Linked DNA regions of Homo sapiens: region 2 is linked to region 1. Evidence: chromatin loops called from intact Hi-C (ENCODE). Cell type or tissue: psoas muscle. All regions are shown on one strand. Each heading gives the region's core, and the rest is flanking DNA. Links, peaks and the distances in the headings are about the cores only.

Evidence for each region. Peaks named below come from ENCODE experiments on the same cell type or tissue, not always from the same donor. Only the 100,000 strongest peaks of a DNase experiment are listed, where the experiment ranks them.
Region 2: it touches region 1 in a loop (1.9-fold over the local background); 7 of 110 quality-filtered maps call a loop at or near these places.

Annotation. Positions count from the first base shown.
Region 1 is chr12:65,182,871-65,188,254 of GRCh38, reverse strand. All of the region lies in intron 1 of LEMD3 (LEM domain containing 3), which reads right to left. Among named protein-coding and RNA genes, the nearest start is that of LEMD3, 16 kb to the right of the region's middle. In psoas muscle, for the core only: no CTCF peak of the experiment used is centred there; no DNase peak of the experiment used is centred there.
Region 2 is chr12:65,275,981-65,281,364 of GRCh38, reverse strand. It overlaps MSRB3 (methionine sulfoxide reductase B3), which reads right to left and starts at 2,682. Exons shown (of 7, transcript NM_001031679.3): 1 at 2,500-2,682. RefSeq lists silencers at 1,933-2,242, 2,343-2,472. In psoas muscle, for the core only: no CTCF peak of the experiment used is centred there; DNase peaks (open chromatin) are centred at 2,254 and 2,704; H3K4me3 peaks cover 3,115 bases; H3K27ac peaks cover 2,666 bases.

The sequences.
Region 1 (5,384 bases), core at 135-5,134:
CTGCAGTATGATTTTAATGTTTAAAATGTATAATGTTCCCTAATCCTTTATCCAATATTAAAAGAGTCTTTATACTATACTGGAGGGGGAAAAAAAACTGGCCTTTTTTAGACACCCTACTGTAGACTCTAAATGCTGAATTTTGCTTTATTCTCTGATTTCAAAAACCTAACTTCAAAAAACTTGATTCATAAAATTTGAATCTGCCAGAAAACAGTTTTCTGGACCAAGTCAGTAAGATTGATCCTTAACACCATTTTAAATAAACAGTGAAAGCATCTTCAAATTCCAGATTAGGACTAAATTCAAACTTATTTTCCTACATACCATCTCTATTTGTTAAGGTCTGTTCAACAAATATTTATTGAGTAACCAAAAACCAGGTGCTAGGGAATACAAAGATAAGAACTCAGAACCTTCCCTAGAGCTGCTGATAGTACAGTGACTCTTACTACTTTGAAGGACAGAGATCCTTTTGAGAATTTAATAAAATTTATGAACCCTCACCCTGCAAAAATGCATACATATTCAAAAATGTACATATAATTTCAAGGAGCTACTGCTTACCTGGAGTCCATTTATCTCTTCCTTAAGATTGATGGACCACTGTTTAAGAACTCCTAGTCTAGTAGAATGTGAGATTTTTTTTTTTAAAGGGGGGAAGTGGGAATAATTCCAAAGGAAATTTAAAAAACAAATACATGAAATACAAAATTGTGCAGATAGTACAGTACAGGGACAAAGATCCCATAGTGGGAGTCAGATTATCTGCACTCAAATCTGGTTCTGCCACTTACTGACTTTGGATGAGTTTCTTAACCTCCCTAGGCCTCAATTTTAAGAATTAAGTGAAACAACCCAAGAAAAACTTAGCACAGTACTGAGAGACAGAGGCACACACACAAGCACAGACCTGGAATCCCTTGAATTGAATTGTTAAAGTCTCTACAGTTGAAGTCTACACATATCCTCATAGTAAACACTCACTTTCTTAAAACTATCCTTATAACCAAAAGAGCCCAACTAAAACATTATCTCCCTCAAACCCCTGAAGTAGCTAAAGTAGCTAATATTGCCTAAAGTAGCTAATGGCTTCTAAAACCCTTTTAAATCCTAAGATGATCTTATATGGCAAAACCATTGATTTTAAGTTTATCTGCTTTTATTCATTCAGTGTATCCTCCCTTCCTGCAGAACAAGGATTAGGAAAAATAAAAGTATGGCAACAACCCTGTAATAAATTGGTAAAGCTGATTGTGTAAGAACATATGTAAAAGTCCTTGCAAATTAAAGCATAAGTAACTTATTTATATTCATATCATGTCTGTTCTAGCTAGCATATGGTCTTAGCAGAATTTTGACTTGCCACTTTAAGTTGTTTTTTTCCCCAAATTTCCCAACATACTACTATAGCCTATTTAATCTTGCATTTTAAACATCAAAACCCATACACTATGCTTATATATTTTTACTTACTTAACTCCTGTGTTTGTACTATGGTTCTTCATCACTACACACTTACTGATGTAATACCAGTGTCTTTTATTATTTTAACCCTTAAATAATTTATTAGCCAAAAGGAATTTTAAAGAAAACAGGTGTCGAAAAAAAAAAAAAAAAAAAGCAATCTAAACCAACCTTGCAGCATAGTATACTCCTATTTTTTTAAATGCATTTGGACTGATATTCTGCCCAAAACAAAACTCAGGAAAAGACTCTCCTAAATCATCCTAGTTTCTCATTTCCTAACCCAAATATTAGAATTTTTTAAAAGGTACTGAATATTTTCAAAGTAAATGAGTAATATTTTTATCCTTTTTCATTCTTGGATAAGATGGCATTAATATAATTTATAGCTATTTTGTATTAAGTTCAACCTTGTACAATTTTTTAAAAATTAAAGAATTTAAGTTGTTAAAATTTAAGTAAAATACAAATTTTGTTTTAAGTAATGCTTGCTCCGCAAGTTATATCATTTAGATGAATAAGTATCTCTTCACAATAAAAAGCAACGGGCAAAATGTAAAAGAAAAAAAAAATCTCTTGAGGCAAGAAATACTAGCTCCAAAGTTTATGACTTAGAATCTCAGGCAAGTTACCCTCTGTGGGACTCTAGTTCCTCATTGTAAAATAGGATGTTTTGTAACTATGCCCAGCAGCATGGAGAGAGATAACCTAATATATCTTAGATAGATTAATAAGTTATCTTTTCCCAATCTCAGCATGAAATAAAAAATAGCACGTTTATAAAATAACACAATATACTGCTACTCCAACCTTCATCTGTCTCTACCATAGAGCTACTGGGATAAAATGACAGTTCTTAGAGAGATAGAAAACTCCAAGGCAAGGCTCCCCAAGTCTTTTATAATGCCTGAATTTTTCACTTACTGCCAAAAATGTTTTACCAATCAAAGATATTAATAGAATCTGAGTTAATCAAGATCTTGTACAATCACCTCTGAGATTAAGGGGTTACCAGCTGGTAAGTCAGTCAGTCATTTCAACACTACAACTGATTCTGTGACATTAAGTATGAATGTCTTGAAAATAAATGCTATATATATTATATATAAAATTTATATATAATTTCCTTGTAACATTCTTTAAGTAATGATTCTCCACTCTTAAAGCAAAAGGACTTCATTTATATCAAGATATTCAGATTCCCCATAACAGTACTTTTGATATCCACTTATATTAAGAAAATATGACCAAATTCTACCATGCATATAATATTTTATATTTTAATCACAGCAGTATTGAAATACCATTGAAAAATAATAGCACAGTATGAAAGGCAAATTATTTATTAGGTCTTCAGACAAACTTTATAATGGGCACAGTTCCCAAAATGTTCTCAGTCCACAGTTGAAAACTACTGCCATAAATTCTAACAGAAAATTGTAGAATTGTAGGCAATCCAGCTACTACACATTTAAGGATAAAGAACAATTTAGAGAGGCAGGGCTAAACTCTGATTCCATATTGGCTCAATCCTCACTAAAGATAATCACATTACCAAATTTTATCATAAAATCATACAATTTTTATGAACAGAGCTCTACAACATTATATTATGAATTCATTCAATCAAATGGCTTACCCTAACATTTAGTTTAAAGTAGATGACTGCCAGACTTGGTGGTGTGTGCCTGTAGACCAGCTGCTCAGGAAACTGAGGTGGGAGGATTACTTGAGCCCAAGGCCCGAGTAATTACTTGAGGCTAGCCTGGGCAACAGAGCAAGACACATCTCTTTCAAAAAGAAAAAAAAAGTATCTGAATTGAGGGAATAGGGGGAGTTGGAACTTAGTAAAGAGAGAAAGGAGAAGAGGATATGTGAAAAAGGAAAACAGTATGTCCAATGGTTAGTGGATGAGCTTTCAAGTCATGTTGCTAAGGTTTTTACCCAACAACGTTAACTCCATAACTCCTCTCCCTGCCCTATAAACTTGGACAAAGTGATTAACCTAATCCTCAGATTCCTCATTAATGATGGAAAACTAGCCCCTACCTCATAAAACTCTTAAAACTAAATGAGATACGAATGAGCATAAAACGTTTATTTGCCAAGCACTCAACAAGTAAACCTATTCCATACAGAAAATTTTGAAGTTATTGAGCACTTAGAAGTTATTGAATCTTTTAAAGTTATTGAGCCAAGATTATAGTAAAAGAGCAGAAAGCTTAGGCCAGTATAAGTTGGAAAACAGAAATTAAAGAGATGAAAAAGTATAAGAGAAAACACTAAAAGCCAAAAATAAACTTACTTTCTCCTCCAACTCCCACAGAACACGATCCAATGCTCTGATTCCCTAAACTTAAACCAACAGTATATTAGTGCTAAAATAGGATGTGGTTTTAAATAGGCTTCTGTGGGCTAGCCCAGGAACTTAAAACCAGTGTAGTAAAACATGCTCCAAGTTCAAACAACTGTTTTACACACAATCTGGAAGACAACGTATTCAAAAATTAGGGACTGCCTGTTTTTCCTTTTGAAATGAAAAAGTTTGTGAGAAAATATTCTCTAGGAATCCAAATGTAATTCAAAGAAATTATTCAAATTAAATAGAACATGCTGCTAAGTATTAATCCACAATATAAAATCCTGTAAAATAACTGAAAAAATATTTACAATTCAAAGAGCATGATGAATAAGAACTTCTCAATTCTTTCTCAGAATGAAGTACTGAAACCCTTAGAAAACTTCTTCATCCAGACAAAAGTTTTACTAGACATTAGTTTTCACTTTTGCCAATAGGAGCTGAGCTTTCCCTTATCTGCCGCCACGGTCCTGTAACAGACTCAAAGAGCCATCTCTCCATTCTACATGTTTAAAGAATTGTAGAAAGCAGTTTAATGAATGGGAAATGAGGAACAAGTATAAAGGAACATTCCCAATCAGGAATATGAGCAAGGACTTAGAAGATACCACTTCCACTCTAAGCTAAGAAGTCCTTTGTGCCTAAAAATAAGGAAAAATTAAATCACAAGTCACTGGCTGAGCAGTGCCAAAACTACACCTCACCCACCTACCTGCCCAAACGCTAGTGGCAGTGCTTTAAAACAGTGCAACAGAAACAAAAAACAGGACAGCGGTTTTAGGGTCAGATTTAGCTTTAAATCCTGCTCCTCTACAGACTACCTGTTTAATCTTAGACAAATTAATATCTCCATACCTCACTGTCTATGTCTAAAATGATAACAAAACTGACATCATAGAGTTATTACAAAGATCTTCTGAAAATATTATAGAGAACACTATACATGGCACATTACAGGCATTGTAATGCTTGACTGTCATTAGGTCTCATTAAACCAATAATATAACTCCATAACTCAGAGCGGTCCAGACTTGCACTACCCAACAGGGTAGTCAACTAGCCAAATGTGGCTACTGAGCACTTGAAATATGGCTAGTCTGAATTGAGATACACCATGAATGCAAAATACATATCGGATTCTAAAGCCTTAATTCAAAAAAGAGCATAAAATATCTATCTCATCAAAAACTTTTATATTGATTATATGTCAAAATAATATTCTAGGTATACCAGATTAAATAAAATCAATTATTAAAATTAATCTCAACTTTTTTATGTTTTAACGTGGCTACTGTGTGGCTTATATTTCTACTGGACGGTTCTGGTCTAAACCATCACTGGTAACAGTTTCAAATGCAAAATGGGATGGAAATTTCATTATGTGCTTCGTATGACTTATCTAAGAGACTGAAGATCCTAATGTACTTTAAATACCTTCTAATTTAAGTACTATTAATATTCACCTATTGCCTATTCATGGGGACACATGTCATCTTCCCACTTTGATAATAACAGTACTCATGGTATCTTACAAACTAGCTGAAGAACGGCATGTGAC
Region 2 (5,384 bases), core at 315-5,314, 93 kb before region 1:
ATAGGATCTTGGAGTTAGAAGAGACATGGAAACTGTCCAACTTAATAATTTTACCGAGAAGCTAAACATGGGAATCAAATTCATCAACCAAATCCATAACTATGATAAATTAATTATACAGGTGCAGATAAATTAGAGGGATTGTGACCAGATTATGACAGAACCAAAAATGCAGTGGTGTGATCACGGCTTACCACAGCCTCGATCTCCCTGGCCCAAGCAATCCTCCCACTTTGGCTTCCCAAGTAGCTGAGACCACAGGAGTGAGCCACTATGCCCAGCTAATTTTTTTTTAATTTTTGTAGAGACAGGGTATCCCTATGTTGACCAGGCCGGTCTCGAACTCCTGGGTTCAAGCAATCCTCCCACACTGGCCTCCCAAAGTGTTGCATTACAGGCATGAGCCACCACACGTGGCCTTAAAATCTATTTTTAATTATTAAATGGCATATGTATTAGAAAAACTGATGAACCTTACTGTTGGGATAGTCTTTGGATATTCTTTTGAGTTGAGCAAAATAGCAAGGATTTCTGACTTAATGGATTAACATCTTAGTTAAAATATTAGAACAAGCACTTTTAAAAACAAAAAGCAGTGTGTTGATTCAAAATCTAAATTACATTGTATGCTGCAACCTTGCCATACAAGCAGTTTAAGCACTGTGACAAAATTCTAGATAAGTAGCAAAGAGCTACTTATCTTAATATAAAAATTTCCAGATATTCATATAGGGCCCTAATAAAAGTCATCAGAAATTAGACTGATATATCAGCTGGGACCGGAATTAAAAGAATATATGTTTAAATGGTCCAAATATAAACTTGATGTTCAAAATTACTGGCAAGGGGCCAGTACAGTGGATTCTGGTCTTCGAAGGCCGTTTCACCACAAGTATTAGGTAAGTCAACACATCACTGAGGAAAAAGAAAGCATACATATGTTTCCTGGCAATAAAATCCACTCTTCACTATCCAGCACAGTATTTTTTAGAAATCCATTGAAAAATGTGAAATTAGAACCTGTTGTATTTCCCAAGAAGTGCTATTAAAGTTACTTCCAAAATATGAATCTATAAAAAACAGGGTTTTTTTGAAAAACAATACTATGCAGAAAGAAACATGAAACTGATATCACTGCTCAAGTTACTATTTACAAATTGCAAATTGAATAAAGTTAAATATTGTAAATATCTGCCATTAATCTGAACTGACAATTTTATAAGTTATATGAACCCTGAAGTTTTTTTATAGACAAAATTGTTTTTGAAAATCGATCTTGCCACCAGCGCTGCAAATGAAAATATGAAGAGATAAACCAGAGAGTACTGAATATAATCTATGCTTCATAGAGTCATGTTTCAACTAATTTATGAGTCCTAGTTTGCCATATCTTATTTGACAATTTAGTCTATTGGTAGAAAAAACAAAAGCAAACTAAAATCTCCTAAGAAATCTCAGCTCTAAGGAATTATAATTTATATTCTTCCATTCCCGATAAAATTAAGAAGCAAGAAGCTTTGACGACTACTCATCACAAACGTAAAAGTCCATGCAATTTCACATTTACCTTTATCCCTACCTTTGTACTTTAAAATAACTGCTTTTTAAAATAATAATCTGATATTAAATTCCCCCCAACAGTTCCCACATGATTCAAGAAGATTATCTTATAAAGTCTTACTGTAACGACTTCATAACTGCCACTTCCGATAGCTATTAGCCCTAAACCAAATAAGGCAGGAACAGCACTTTTCATTCATATAGTTTGACTCGAAATAGCCCAGTGTAAAACTTCAAAAATAGACTTGGATGCCTTTTTCTGCTTAAAAACAAAGCAAAACTGATACCTGGCAAACTCGGGGTTCTGTTCGATTTTGGCCTGTGAAATGCCAGGCGGGCCCGCTGGAGTCTGGCCCAGCAGCGGGGCAGCAGCGCAGGGAGGGCGGGCGGCGGGTGCGCTCCCGGGTGCGCCCCTCCCTGCCGCCTGCCCGCCGCCCCGCACCCCCGTCCTCTCCGAGGCGCGCGGCGAAAAGCGCAGGCCTGGCGGGCCGGTTCCCACGCCTCGGGCCCGTTATCTGAGCGGCAACCCCGGCAGGGTCGACGCACAGAGCAGAGGGCTCCGGGATGGACCCCTCCCCTGCCTCCCGCGGGCTGCCCCGCCAGATCCCTCTCTCCTGGGCCCGCGCGGGGCGAGAGGCTCCCGCGGGTTCAGGTTCGCTCCCGGGACAGGATAAGGTGTCAGTGAGGCTGCCAGACGCCTCCCTTCGGCGGGTGGGGGGAAACCAGCCCTGACCTCCTTCCGTTCGGCCCCTCACCGCTGGCGCGGGGCGCAACCCTTCTGCTCCCCTTCTCGGCTGAGGCAGGGGCTGTCCCCGCAGGTGGCCGAGGGGGCGCAGCAGGCGCAGAATGGAATCCCGGCTCGGGGTCACACCCTAACGTGGCAGGGTCGGGGTGGGAGGGGTGAGGCGAGGAGGAGAGGGGAGGGGAGCCCGAACTTACCGGACTGCGCACTTCCCAGAGCCGCGGCCAGGCAGAGGCAGAGGCAGAGGGAGAGGCAGAGCGAGAGGGGGCGCGGGAGGGTCCGCCGCGGGCTCATGGAAAGGCCAGGCAGCCGCCGCCGGTGTCCGAACCTCGCTCCCTCCCTCCCCGGCTCCGGGCGACGGACGGGGCGGCGGGAGGCATGACGGGAAATTCCTGGGCACGGGCAGCCGAGTCCAAATATGAGCATAGGAGACGAGCGAGGGAGGACCACGGAGCGCGCCGGCCGCGGACGGGGCCCGCTGCCCGGGGCTCGGCGGCCGCCAACTCCCTCCTCCTCTGCCCTGTCCTCTTCCTCCTCCTCCTCCTCCTCTGCACCGTCCTCCTCCTCCTCCTTCTCTGCCCTGCCCTCCTGCTCCTCTCCTCCCCCTCGTCCTCCTCTGCCCCAGGGCTGCCGGCCGCCTTCTGCCTGGGGGCATCCCTTTCCAACTCGGGACCCCAGAACACAGCCAAGCGCCCACCTGGCGTGTTCCACCTGAGACCGCTGAAGGAGTGGGAAACGGACAAACCAACACGAAGAGACCGGACAGCGAGCCAGGGACCTGTGGGAAGACGTGTCAGGGGTTGTTGAGAGCGTTGGTGGTGAGGGGATAAAAAGTTGTGGGAGAGTGAGGCAGGAGCAGGGCTGCCAGTTAGTTACTTGGCCATCCTATACATACAGAACGAGCACTCACTGTAATACGGAGAACCAGCCGCCTGCGTTCCAGGTGAGCGGGCCCTCTCTAGCAGAGGAGGGTGAGTGTGTGTGTGTTCTTGGCCAAAATTGCAAAGGTGCTCGTCCCAAACTTATATTTGAACACCATATATGGAGCCCAGGCAGGCTGGCTGAACAGTAGTTTTTCACAACAAAATGCTTAAGTTTACACCGGTCTTTCTCTCCACCTCCAATCTCTATTCATGTCCACCCCCCAACCCCCTCCACACACTTGTTTTGTATGTACCGTAGCTTGTCTAAAATGAAATGGTGTAATTCATTCAGAAGGTGCCACCTCTGATGAACAAAATGTCAGTCCTAGATGTTTAATTACAGGCCCAAGCCTGTAGTTGCCTAATTTTCCTTGGCACTGATAACTCCTTGGGTAATCAAGTCCAAATGACCCTTAGCTTTTCAAGACAACATAATTATGTCTTAATTACTATAATATATTTTTTCCCTCAAACTAATGGGACAGGACCTGGATATGTAGGGTATTAAGTAGTTACTTACGAACATTTTAAGATGCTAGATGATACAGAAATGATTTATTGATCCAAAATACTTAAGGGGTAAATGTCAAACAGATTTAGAGTGTGGATTATTTCAACGTGAACTAAAGTGATGGTAATTTGTACATCACACTATTTGTTTGAAAATGCTGTATTTGAAAATCAAGAACGTTGTTTCAAATCAAACTCAGTTCTGGCAAACTATTAAAACACATACACCAAAAAACAGTCCATTGCAAGTGGCTCCCCTCAAAACATCTGGTACTGAAAAACACCACATCCTGTGAATTACATATAGCAAATGGGCAAATGTCACCCTTAATGCATTGGCAATTATAATGGGACTAAGGGTAGATGACCCAGATAAAGTAATGGTGAATAAATTGTAATGCAATGAATAAAGGATTTAAATGACACATAACATGACTATTTAATTAGGTACCTAGAACCTAGGTAGTTGGAAATACTGAAGAAGCTCTTCAGTATTCCCTCCGTTTCCTCTTTTTTTATAGCCTTGTGTTACATAAGTGTCTGTTTTTCTACTTCCCCCACAACACTTTGCAAAGTTCTTTGCCCATAGTCCAAATGTTTGTTTAAAAACAAAAATAAAATGGGCACAGCCATTTGTAGAAAGGAATTTAGAAGCTCCCTAAGTGTAAAGCATGTTTCAAAGGATTGCAATAATTATGCCTATATTTAAAATATTTTAGTGAAGAACCTTACATACAAAAATATAGAATTATAAAAAATGCAATATCATTACAACCCAATTCATGTTAGTAAAAATAGAGAGTTCATTGTATCAACATAGCTGACATCACTGTCAGCAATGCCAACCACTATTCTAAAGGCTTGAATAAATATGCTAAGAGTGGCAGAAAAGAACTAAAGTTACTAAGTGCATGATAAGTGCCAGACACTGTGCTAGATGTTTTTTATAACTGATATCTCATTTAATTCTTACAAATATCTCTGAGATTATTTTTATCCCTATTTTACAGCTAAGGAGACTGAGGCATAGGTAAGTAATATGCTACCAGGAAGAAGTGAAGTAGTATTAGAATTAAATCCTCATTCTAAAGTGCATATATACTTTTACCATACTAATCTGTCTTATTTTCTCTACATTAAAAAAAAGTGGCATTCAAAAACTGTATTCATTGGGCGCTTTTGGTTTTAAGTAACTGGTATGCACTCAGGTTACCTCAAGTAACCAAGGTAAAGAATACATGTGGAAATAAGACCAGAGGCTTACCTGGCTTGTCAGATCATCCTTTGTAGGCATGGTGGGCGGGGCCTGTGCCTTTGAAAGCTAGGGGAATGGGAAAGGTACTACCCCCTTGACCACATTCCTATAAGTTTTGTAGTTTAACCATTGATATTTTAATCATGTATTTTACAATGCTTTTTAAATGTCTTCTTTATTATAGCCTTAATAACAATCATGTTACCATATTCCATTCAACATTGATTTTAAGGGTAAAGACCCAGAGGAGGTAGCTGCTTCTGCCTGCTTCCTACACCATCCCTCCCCCAACCCAGTGGTGTGCTGGTAAACATTTAACAACCAGATCTGGATGAAAGGGCTAGGGGCCCTGATCTACAGTATTAACCAATTCACATGGTACAAATACTCCCAC